Regions from separate parts of the Homo sapiens genome. Here region 2 is linked to region 1. A link is an interaction called in ENCODE POLR2A ChIA-PET data of the cell type or tissue named here. Cell type or tissue: GM12878. All regions are shown on one strand. Links, peaks and the distances in the headings refer to the core of each region. The heading gives the core; the rest is flanking DNA.

Region 1 (5,380 bases), core at 80-5,079:
ACCTATCCCCGCTTTTGTATTTTCTCTGCTATTTGCTTTGTCCACCTCTAGAAACCCTTCCATGCCTGGGCATTCCCCACCTGACTCATTTGCCAGTGATTTCTATATGAGGACTGTAATTTGAGTCTAGTATTTGGTTGAGTAGACTGCAGTGTTAAAACTCACCAGGAGAGGGCAACTGTCTAATCATTGGATCCCAGATTATGAATCCTGGATTATGTGAACAATTCTCAGTTCCAGGTTATGCAAACAAATATGTTTCCCATGGTTATAAATTTGCTAGAGTCTATAGTAATTAGATTGGGATATAATTTGTGTTGGGTTATGCAAAGAGTATCTGAACCAAGTTAAATCTGTTATACTCAAGGCCAAGAGGACATTCATTTACTAGAATTTTATTCTATTGGAGCCCATTAGTAGAAATATTTATTTATTTGGAGGCAGAGTCTTGCTCTGTCACCCAGGCTGGAGTGCGGTGGCATGATCTCAGCTCACTGAAACCTCTGCCGCCCAGGTTCAAGCAATTACCCTGCCTCGGCCTCCCGAGTAGCTGGGATTACAGGTGCCCACCACCATGCTCGGCTAATTTTTGTATTTTTAGCAGAGACAGGGTTTCACCATGTTAGCCAGGTTGGTCTCCAAGTCCTAACCTCAAGTGATTGGCCTGTCTCAACCTCCTAGAGTGCTGGGATTACAGGCATGAGCCACCGCACCCGGCCGGAAACATACAATGTTTGTCCTTCATGTCTGGCTTATTTTACTTTGCAAAATGTCTTCAAGGTTCATCCACATTAAAAACATCTATTTTATTTTTATTTTTATTTTTTGAGATAGAGTCTTGCTCTTCCGCCCAGGCTGGAGTGAAGTGGTGTGATCTTGGCTCACTGCAACCTCTGTCCCCTGGGTTCAAGCAATTCTCCTGCCTCAGCCTCCTGAGTAGCTGGGATTACAGGTGCCCACCACCATGCCTGGCTAATTTTTGTATTTTTAGTAGAGACTGGGTTTCACCGTGTTGGCCAGGCTGTTCTTGAACTCCTGACCTCAGATGATCCGCCCGTTTCTGCCTCCCAAAGTGTTGGGATTACAGGCGTGAGCCACCACATCAGTAATTCATTCTGTACAATGTTGTATATTCTCAACACATATTATATTTTAATTTCCTTATTTCAAGAAAACCTTAGAATTGAAGATACAGTAGTTCCCCTTATCCTTGGGGATCTGTTCCAAGACCCCCAGTGGGTGCCTGAAACTGAGGGTAGTACCAAACTGGATTGCCATCATTCAGAATAAATTTCTGTTTGTGTCTTCTACCCACAAATTTCATGCCTTTTCCATCTTAACTAAGCACTTACCATGTGCTGTGGCCATAGCTTTTGCAGTCTGAAGTACAATAACAATACTAGCATGAATTTTTTTTTCCTCCTTCACAGTTTCACAGATAGAAGATTTGTTCTTAATATAGTTTTAGCAACCTCAGCGTAATGATTTTGTTCATTAATAAACTGAGAACTTTAATCTTTTTCACTTGAAGGAAACACAGCTTCTCTTTGGCATAACTGAATTGCCAACGTCACTACTCTTGTGGTTTAGGGCCATTGTTAAGTAAAATAAGGGTTACTTGAAAACAAACACTGCAAAACTGAAGGTTGATTTGATCACTGAGATGGATACTAAGTGACTATTAGGTAGGAAGCATAGACAATGTGGATGCTCTGGACAAAGGATTGATTCATATTCTGGGCAGAAGGGCTGGAGATTTCATCGCAATACTCAGAATAGCGTGCATTTTAAAACTTATGAATTGTTGGCTGGATGCGATGGCTCATGCCTGCAGTTCCAGCACTTTGGGTGGCCGAGGCAGGTCACTGACTTGAGCTCAGGAGTTAGAGACCAGCCTGACCAACATGGCCAAACCTCATTTCTACAAAATGTACAAAAATTAAGCAGGCATAGTGGCATGTGCCTGTAATCCCAGGTACTCGGGAGGCTGAGGCACGAGAATCACTTGAACCCGGGAGGCGGAGGTTGCAGTGAACTGGGATTGCACCACTGCATTCCAGCCTGGGTGACAGAGGGAGACTCTGTTTAAAAAAAAAAAAAAAAAAAAAAATGCCAGGCATGATGGCTCATGCCTGTAATCCCAGCACCTTGGGAGGCCAAGGAGGGCGTATCATTTGAGGTCAGGAGTTCGAGACCAGGCTGGCCAACATGGTGAAACCCCCATCTCTACTAAAAATACAAAAAAATTTGCTGGGCATGGTGGTGCACACCTGTAATCCCAGCTGCTAGGGAGGCTGAGGCAGGAGAATTGCTTGAACTTGGGAGCCGAAGGTTGCAGTGAGCCGAGATTGTGCCACTACACTCCAACCTGGATGACAGAGTGGGACTCTGTCTCAAAAAGAAAACAAACAAAAAAACCTTATGAATTGTCTATTTCTGGAGTTTTTCATTTAGTATTTTCAGACCATGTTTGACCAAGGGTAACTGAAACTGTGAAAAGTGGAACTGTAGATGGTCTCTATGAGTAGTCACTGTTAAAGGGGAAACAAAGATGATTGTTGGCCTGATCTTGGCCTTCAAGGAGTAAAGGGGTTCTGTGTAGTCAGAGGGAAGCTGGGTGCTTCTGGTGGAGAGACAGGAAAGTCCAGATGTTATGGAGAAAGTAGCTTTTGAGTTGAACCTAGAAGGAAATTCATTTTGAGTTTTTTTGGGTTGTTTGTTTTTTGCAGAACGTGTCCATGCTGGTTTAGAGATTATGGTCTAAGTGTTTTTCAATAAAAGGCATACACTAACATTCATAGTTACCTGTACCAGAGTTAAAATTAAATGGAGTTTTCAAGGCAATTAGATTTATTTTAAACTTTTAAAAGATCAATATTAATGGCATTAGGGCCAGCTCCTTTATCTGATGTCTTTAAAGTTCATTCTGGCCATAGTCAACCCTTGTAATGAATTTTAACCTGACACATGTTGCTACTTCATCTAGTCTTTGTAACCTGGTTATTTATTTATTTTTTGAGATGGAGTTTTGCTCTTGTTGCCCAGGCTGGAGTGCAATGGCGCGATCTCGTCTCACCGCAACCTCCACCTCCCAGGTTCAAGCGATTCTCCTGCCTCAGCCTTCCCAAGTAGCTGGGATTATAGGCATGCGCCACCAAGCCTGGCTAATTTTGTGTTTTTAATAGAGATGGGGTTTCTCCGTGTGGGTCAGGCTGGTCTCGAACTCCTGACCTCAGGTGATCCGCCCACCTCGGCCTCCCAAAGTGCTGGGATTACAGGCGTAAGCCACCGCTCCCGGCCTGGTTATTTGTTTTATCTGCAATTATTCTTTCTCGTGAATCCCCTTGGCTAATCATGCTCACAAAGTTCTGACACATATACCACCTGAATATTTCTAGAATCTGAGTCATCTTTCACTTAAATTACAATAACCTCTTAACTGGCCTTCTTGCCTCCTAGCTTGTCCTGCTCTGATCCATTCATGCCAAAGTGATTTTTCTAAAATTGAATAAGTTTTTTCCTTGCAAAAAACACTTGATTGATTTTCTGTTGTCTTTCCTCACCATTGCTGTGAGGTTTTGTTCTGTTGTAGCCTCTTGCTACATTTTTTGGCATTTTTTTCTTATCTTCCATCGCATTTCCTCATATAGGGCAATTTAGTATTTTAGTTTAGTGCATAGTTTAGTGCACAGTTAATCTGAGAAACCACTCTGTCTCATTTCCTTGCTGGAGCTGGAGACCCAGGTGAAGATCCTGAGGTTTGTTCTTTTGCAATGTTTGGCCTTTATTATCTGCCCTCCTCCTGTAATTTATTTTACTGTCCTTTTTGTTTTTGGTTGGCAACCATGGGGAGGTGGCTGCTGCCTCTTGCTTATCAACAACTGTTGCTTATGGAGACTTCTGTGAACAAGCAGCCAGGTTTAGGTGAGGAAATTGGCCGTGACTGAATTCTGGGTGAATTTTTCGAGGTCCAGTTGGTCCAAATGTTTGTGATGTGCAGTCCTAAGAGGCCATGGCTCTTCCTGTGAAGTGTGATGTGTTTTATGTATCACACATTAGTTTTTATTTGTCCTAAGCAGGAATCAGAACTCAGTTCAATAGAGGCCATTGGCAAACATCCCAAACAAGGAATCTCTCACTAAAATAGCTTAAAATATAATTTTACCTGTGTGGTCTAGGCATTTGTGGTACAGTGTTCGTTAGCAGTGAGGAAGGGCTATGCGTGCCTGGAGATCAGATGAGAGGCCTTAACTCAGTGAGGTCGCTGACTAGTTGACTTTAAGGCATAGCTGCTGTAGATCATACCCCTCTAATTGACCCCACCATTTATCGTTTATCACATGGGCAGCCCTGGAGGTATGCCTCTCTGATGGCCTATCAAAAAGAATCTGCCCTTCAGCTTCAAGGAACAGTTTGCTGACAGCCTCCAGCTGTTAGTGCTGTCAGGCTTTGCCTCCACGGAGGCCATACTTATCCCATGCTGCGTGTCCTTTCATTTTGGTGTCATCTCTTTCTCCCCTTCTACCCCTCCTCCACCACAGTAAACAGCTTTTTGAGGGCTGGGGCTGTTTATAAGTGAAGTAGTTTATAAAAAGTAGATGCACATCTTTCAGCTTCATATTTAGCATGTTGGAAATTCTGTTCACTGATCTAATTCTGAAATCTCCTTGGTATTTCTTAAACTAGTTGTATAGGCTGGGTGCAGTGGCTCATGCCTGTAATCCCAGCACTTTGGGAGGCTGAGGTGGGCAGATCACCAGGTCAGGAGATCGAGACCATCTTGGCTAACACGCTGAAACCCTGTCTCTACTAAAAATACAAAAAAAAAAAAAAAAATTAGCCGGGCGTGGTTGTGGGCGCCTGTAGTCCCAGCTACTCGGGAGGCTGAGGCAGGTGAATGGTGTGAACCCGGGAGGCAGAGCTTGCAGTGAGCGGAGATCATGCCACTGCACTCCAGCCTGGGCGACAGAGTGAGACTCCATCTCAAAAAAAAAAAAAACTAGTATGTCAACAAAGCTTTGTGCTGCTGTAATGGGAAGAACAGCTAGCCTGGGCTAGTAATATGCTAACTGGTTTATGAACTTAGGTAGGTGAGTCACTTGACTATTCTGGGTCTGTTCTGAAGGGAGAGGCAGTAGGACTAGGAGTTAAATTGTCATGCCGAGGTCTCTGAGCATGGGTGGGCCTGTCAGAATTGTCATCGCTCACTCTGTTGACTTCCAGCAGCTGACAGGCAAGGCCCTAGGAAGCTCTTCAGCCTCCTTTCCTTGCTAGAGGTGCTGTTTTCCCTGGAAATGTTCAAGCCCTGCAAATCGTTTCTATAGTAACAGGTCTCTGTCTTTTTTCTTATGATGCAGATTTTTGAAAAGGTTTCTTATCT
Region 2 (5,380 bases), core at 135-5,134, 2.0 Mb after region 1:
TGCAATTTGCACGTTTACTTATTAAATAACACTAATTGTCTAACAACATGGCTCACATTTTAGTTGCCACCATACTTTATCTTTTAACTTTATACATTAACTAAGATGTAACTGCATAAAGTACAAAACTTGCTGGCTAACTCTTCAGTCCACAAAGCACTATGTAAATAACAGAAGCTCATCACAGTCAGTGACAAGTCATGTCACTTATTTCAAAGTCTATCTGTGATTGGCCACTGTGCATACAGTTCACACACAGAAGTGTTAGTGTTGCCTCTCTGTCCCCCATGAGAAACTCATGATGTTTTAAAAAAATGGATAATTGAAAGAGTTGACCAACAGAGATAAAACTGCAATGAATTAACAAAAAGTGTTCATGAAATACTAGAAGTGATAGTTGAATCAAATATAAATGGAGTTAAAGAAGAAATAGCTCACCATGGAAATGTGGATGCTTTCACCATTTGAAAGACTATAGATATACAGCCAAAGGAATTTAGTGAAGGTAAACTTACATACATGATACAAGTGGTATGACAAAAAGGATGAAGATGTCCCAGAGGAAGTGACACTAGCAAAAACTTTGCATACTGAAGGAGCTGTCAGAGATATTTCATGATACTGAAAGAGCAAAGGACAAAATGTTTTAAGTTGATCCAGACTTAGGAAGGAGTGTGACAGCTTGCCAAGGCATAAAAGATACTTGCTCCACATCATAAATTATATGATTAGAAGACAAGCACTATTTAAGCTATTCTTGTTAAGTTTTCACAAAGAAAAGTAACACTTCTCAATGTTTTTAATGTTTTAATTACAGTACACTAAATAAACACTAGTTTTGCTATTTTTTCCATTTCCATATGTACATTTATAATCAACAGTAAGAGTTTTTAATGTTTTTAACATGAACTTTTATCTTGGAATAATTATAATTTTTCAATTGATTATTAAGATTGCTTTACATGCTGCCTGTATATTACAAATATTTGTATATTACAAGTAGTAGTTTATAAATATTTATTAGTTCTGGTCTCTGCTTTTGAGACACAGGATAAAGACTTAATCTAGTGGGGAAATTAGTTACATAAATGAATTATATCATTCAAAGTGCTAAGGTATACTTTGCTGCTTTGACAGGTGGGTCAGTGAAGATTCAGAGGTGGTAATATTTGAGCTGGTACTGGTGCATGATTTTGCCAGTTTGATAAAGGGGGAAAGGAAAAGGTGCCTATCAAGGAGATCTGAAACACCAGCTTGTTCCACAAACTAGGCCAGAACAAAAGCTGCATCTGGGTGTGGTAAGAGCTACTAGAAAAAGGCAATGTGGGGCACAGATTTGTGGAACCTGTTAACGGATTATAAGATACTTCAGTAACAGACTCGGAAAGTTTTGGGGTTTTTTTCTTTTCCCTTTTTTTTTTTTTTTTTTTTTTTTTTTGAGACGGAGTTTTGCTCTTGTTGCCCAGGCTGGAGTGCAATGGCGTGATCTCGGCTCACCACAACCTCCACCTCCAGTGTTCAAGCAATTCTCCTGCTTCAGCCTCCCAAGTAGCTGGGATTACAGGCATGTGCCACCATGCCCGGCTAATTTTGTATTTTTAGTAGAGACGAGGTTTCTCCATGTTGGTCAGGCTGGTCTCGAACTCCCGACCTTAGGTGATTCCCCCCCACCTCAGCCTCCCAAAGTGCTGGGATTACAAGCGTGAGCCACCGTGCCTGGCCCAGACTTGGAAAGTTTTTAAGTGGACAAATAAACTGATCAAGTTTGCATTTTAAGAGACAACTCTGGATAGTGTTGTAAAAAATGGTGTTATAGTAATTCAGGGTAGAGATGTTGGGGACCTGAACTAAGGCAATGTAAAAGGAAAGGAAGGAACAAATTAACAGCTGCTTAAGGGATAGACTCCGTAATACTTGGATGGAAAGAAAAGCTGAGGGAGAGGAAAAAGTAAAATATAACTTGTAGAGATACATATTATCTAATTTCAAAGATATAAGGATTAGATTACTATAATGACTGTTCTGTGATCTTGGTGTAGGCCTTTCCTTACTTTGCTGGATGGGGTGGGGGCAGAAGTATAGGGAGGAAATATTTGTATGCTTCATCGCCAGTGTTTTTTTTTGTTCATTTCTTTGTTGTTTTACATTTTGTTGATTAATAATAACGCTATATGAGAGAATAAGATTCAGCAGAGTTCAAAAGTATATGTTGGGTATTCTTTTCCTGTTTTTCATGGTTGTGGAAACTCATATTATAAAAACTTCAGTTAGGTCCTGGATGATAGTGTTGTAGATTGCACTGTTGAGAATTCTTTTCCTCTAGAATACAGAGTAGTTCTAGAAGGGAGGGTTGTCCCTCTAGAAATAGATTAAGAGTAATTTAGGAATTCACTTCTGGTCTTTCTAGAATAATCTAATTACCAATGAACAGTCTTAAGGAAGAGAGGAATGACTCAGAAGTTATTCCAATTATTTTTGGACAGTAGAAGTCTTAATTTCTAGTATAAAACCAAAAGTGAGTACATTATTGTTATTATTTTTCTTAATTGCTTCTTTGCATTCATAGCCATTTGTGTTCTTTGGTTGTTTCAAAGTCTGTTTAATTTTGCATATTAGTATATGCATTCTTCAAGTAGTTATATGGCTGCTAACCATAACCTCTTTGAGTTTGTCTGTGGTTGCCATTATTAAATCAGAGAAAGACATGCATAATAAAAATATTCCTTTATTTAATAATCTCTTTGCCTCCTTGTGGATGTTCTATCTTCTTTCTCCTAAATACCTATTTCCTTAAGAGATGTGCAGGATAATCATCAGGATTTTACTGTGAAATGTAAATGAGTCCTAACATTAGTCTTTTGGCCTCATATTCAACATACCCAGACTTGCTTCTCTTCTGCGTAACTTTATCTTGGCTAATGGCATGTAATTTAAGAGTGCCACCTCTGAAATCACACTCATCTAGAGTCAAATCCTAATTCCTACATATGCTAACTTTATGAACTTTAGCCAAGTTATGTAACTTCTCTGTCCTTTGGCTCCACCCCCCGTTTTCTCATCTATAAAACAAAGAGATTATAATAGTATTTACCTTTTAACATTTTTTTCTTTTTCTTTTTTGAGACGGAGTCTCGCTCTGTCGCCTAGGCTGGAGTGCAGTGGCACGATCTGGGCTCACTGCAACCTCTGCCTCCCAGGTTCAGGTGATTCTCCTGCCTTAGCCCCCCGAGTAGCTGGGACTACAGGCGTGTGCTACCACACCCAGCTAATTTTTTGTATTTTTAGTAGAGACAGGGTTTCACCATGTTAGCCAGAATGGTCTCTATCTCCTGACCTGGTGATCCGCCTGTTTCATCCTCCCGGAGTTGCTGGGATTACAGGCGTGAGCCACCGCGCCCGCCCCTTTTAACATTTTTTGTTGGAATTAAATGAGAATGTGTTAAGTGCTTGGTACATACTAAATGTTCAGTAAACAAATCTTAGTGCTATTATCATCTATTTAATTATCAAGCTAGGAACTTTCTAGCTTCCCCTCTTCACCTTCCAGCTGTCCTCTCTCATCTGAAATCAGTGTCCTTGAGACCCATGATTCTAGCTTAGACAACTCCCTCATATTTGCCTCCTTCTCTTCACCTTCTGCCTTATGTCAGGCCCTGCTCTCTAGAATGTTGTGGTAAATTTTCTGCCAGACTCTAATTTGTGCTTCATAATCAAATCAAAATTATGTTAATAAAACAATCTGAGAGCCTCCATTGTCTACAGGATGGTTTCTCTTAGCACATTTGAACTCCCACATCTTTTAAGACCCAGGTAAAAATGCCATGTTAACCTAATTAATCTTTCACGTTTAATGTTGGTTGCCTCTGTGACATTTTGTTCTTTTATATTTTTAGCTCATTTTACTTGTCTGTGTCTCTCACTTGGACTGTAAGTGCCACTGGGATGGTAATTCTTATTAATTTTTATATTCCATTGCCCAACTTAGTGCCTGGCATATGATAGTTACTTGGAAAGTATTTATTAATTAGTGCATTGATTATACACCTGAAGAGCCACACTCTTCATCTGTTTGCCTCCTCTTTCGCTTTTTAAAGGTCTGAGTGACTAAAGAGATCAGAACAGGAGGGCACATCCTAAAAGCAGGATGCCCCATGATCCCCAACTCTAAAATCGAAAGAGAAGTTTGGGAGGAGAAAGACCTAAAGGGGTCAAGAGTAAAGACAATGTATGATTGAATATTGAGATTAATGTCTAGTGTCCTTTACATTTCAATCAATATTAAGGATAATATTATAAACATCGTTTTTACAAACTTAAGCATTAATTTTACTTGTAGGCCCTGTCTTTACACATTATTGGCAATAGAGTCTCAGTAGAAACATCAGAAGAGTTTCAGGCATTGGAAAGGAAAGCAAGTTAAAAACTCTTCTATTGTCATCGTTTAGTAAAGAAAAGAAACCCAGGCCTAAGACAACAACAAATTGTATCTGGGAAACTGGAAATAGGTTAATTCTTGGTATTCTGGGAAAGATGACTAGGGAGTAGCCAGGTGCCCTACAATTTGATATTCCTCAGGAAGCCATTGTCTCCCTCACAACTTGGCAGCAGCATTCCCTTTCTTACCCCATCCAACTCACTCTCTGCAGGTGCCATTGCTTGCAGTTTTTCTTACTTCTCAAGTTGAAACATTCTGCAAAAGGCTTTATGATACAGTTGGTAAGGTAGAGTGTTGCTAGTCATATAGGTCAGGTTATTTTTGGTTGGGTAATTTATTGTATGATTTGGAACCTAACTATGTAGTGTTTTTCTGTGATGAATCTGAATTCTCAGACTTACAAGTGGACTTTTAGAACATAAACACTTTGCACAATAGAGATTGTCTTGAGCAAAGAAATTCATTCTTTTTAGAAGATGTGAGAGAGAACAGGATGTCTGTTCAGTTTTATTTCCTTTTTCTAGGGGAATCTCTGCCACTCTTCTAGTTAGTATTGAAGTATATTTTAATTCTGAAGTTGAAGATAAAATGGATTCTTCAGACATACAACTTGTATTAGTAAATTATAATTTTACTAATTATAAATTAGTAAAACTTGTATTTGCTTTTATTGATGGTTTAAAAATAAGTTTCTTGTTGAGATTGTTTTGAGTAATGAGAGATCTTTAAAATTTTCAAAAGGAGGATTAATTCATTTGTTAAATATTTCTTGCCTGCCCAGCACTGTGCTAGGTGCTGAAAATACAATGGTGATCAAAATAGACATTGCCTTTGTCTTCTTAGACAGTTTATAATCTATTAGGAAAGAAAGATAGCACCCTCCTCCCCCACCCACCAACAACAAACAAAATGAATATAAATTTTGATCAGTGATATCACAGGATA

The links. Peaks named below come from ENCODE experiments on the same cell type or tissue, not always from the same donor. Only the 100,000 strongest peaks of a DNase experiment are listed, where the experiment ranks them.
Region 2: POLR2A ChIA-PET joins it to region 1 with 10 read pairs; 2 of 35 experiments call an interaction of 5 or more read pairs at or near these places.

What each region holds. Positions count from the first base shown.
Region 1 is chr14:54,888,136-54,893,515 of GRCh38, reverse strand. The region is part of intron 1 of GCH1 (GTP cyclohydrolase 1); the gene reads left to right. Among named protein-coding and RNA genes, the nearest start is that of GCH1, 12 kb to the left of the region's middle. RefSeq lists an enhancer at 2,553-2,802. In GM12878, for the core only: a CTCF peak has its summit at 155 (motif pointing right); a DNase peak (open chromatin) is centred at 2,545; H3K27ac peaks cover 2,417 bases.
Region 2 is chr14:52,929,769-52,935,148 of GRCh38, reverse strand. The region is part of intron 2 of FERMT2 (FERM domain containing kindlin 2); the gene reads left to right. It overlaps LOC105370500 (a long non-coding RNA gene), which reads right to left. Exons shown (of 3, transcript XR_943867.3): 3 at 4,915-5,380. Among named protein-coding and RNA genes, the nearest start is that of FERMT2, 19 kb to the left of the region's middle. In GM12878, for the core only: no CTCF peak of the experiment used is centred there; no DNase peak of the experiment used is centred there.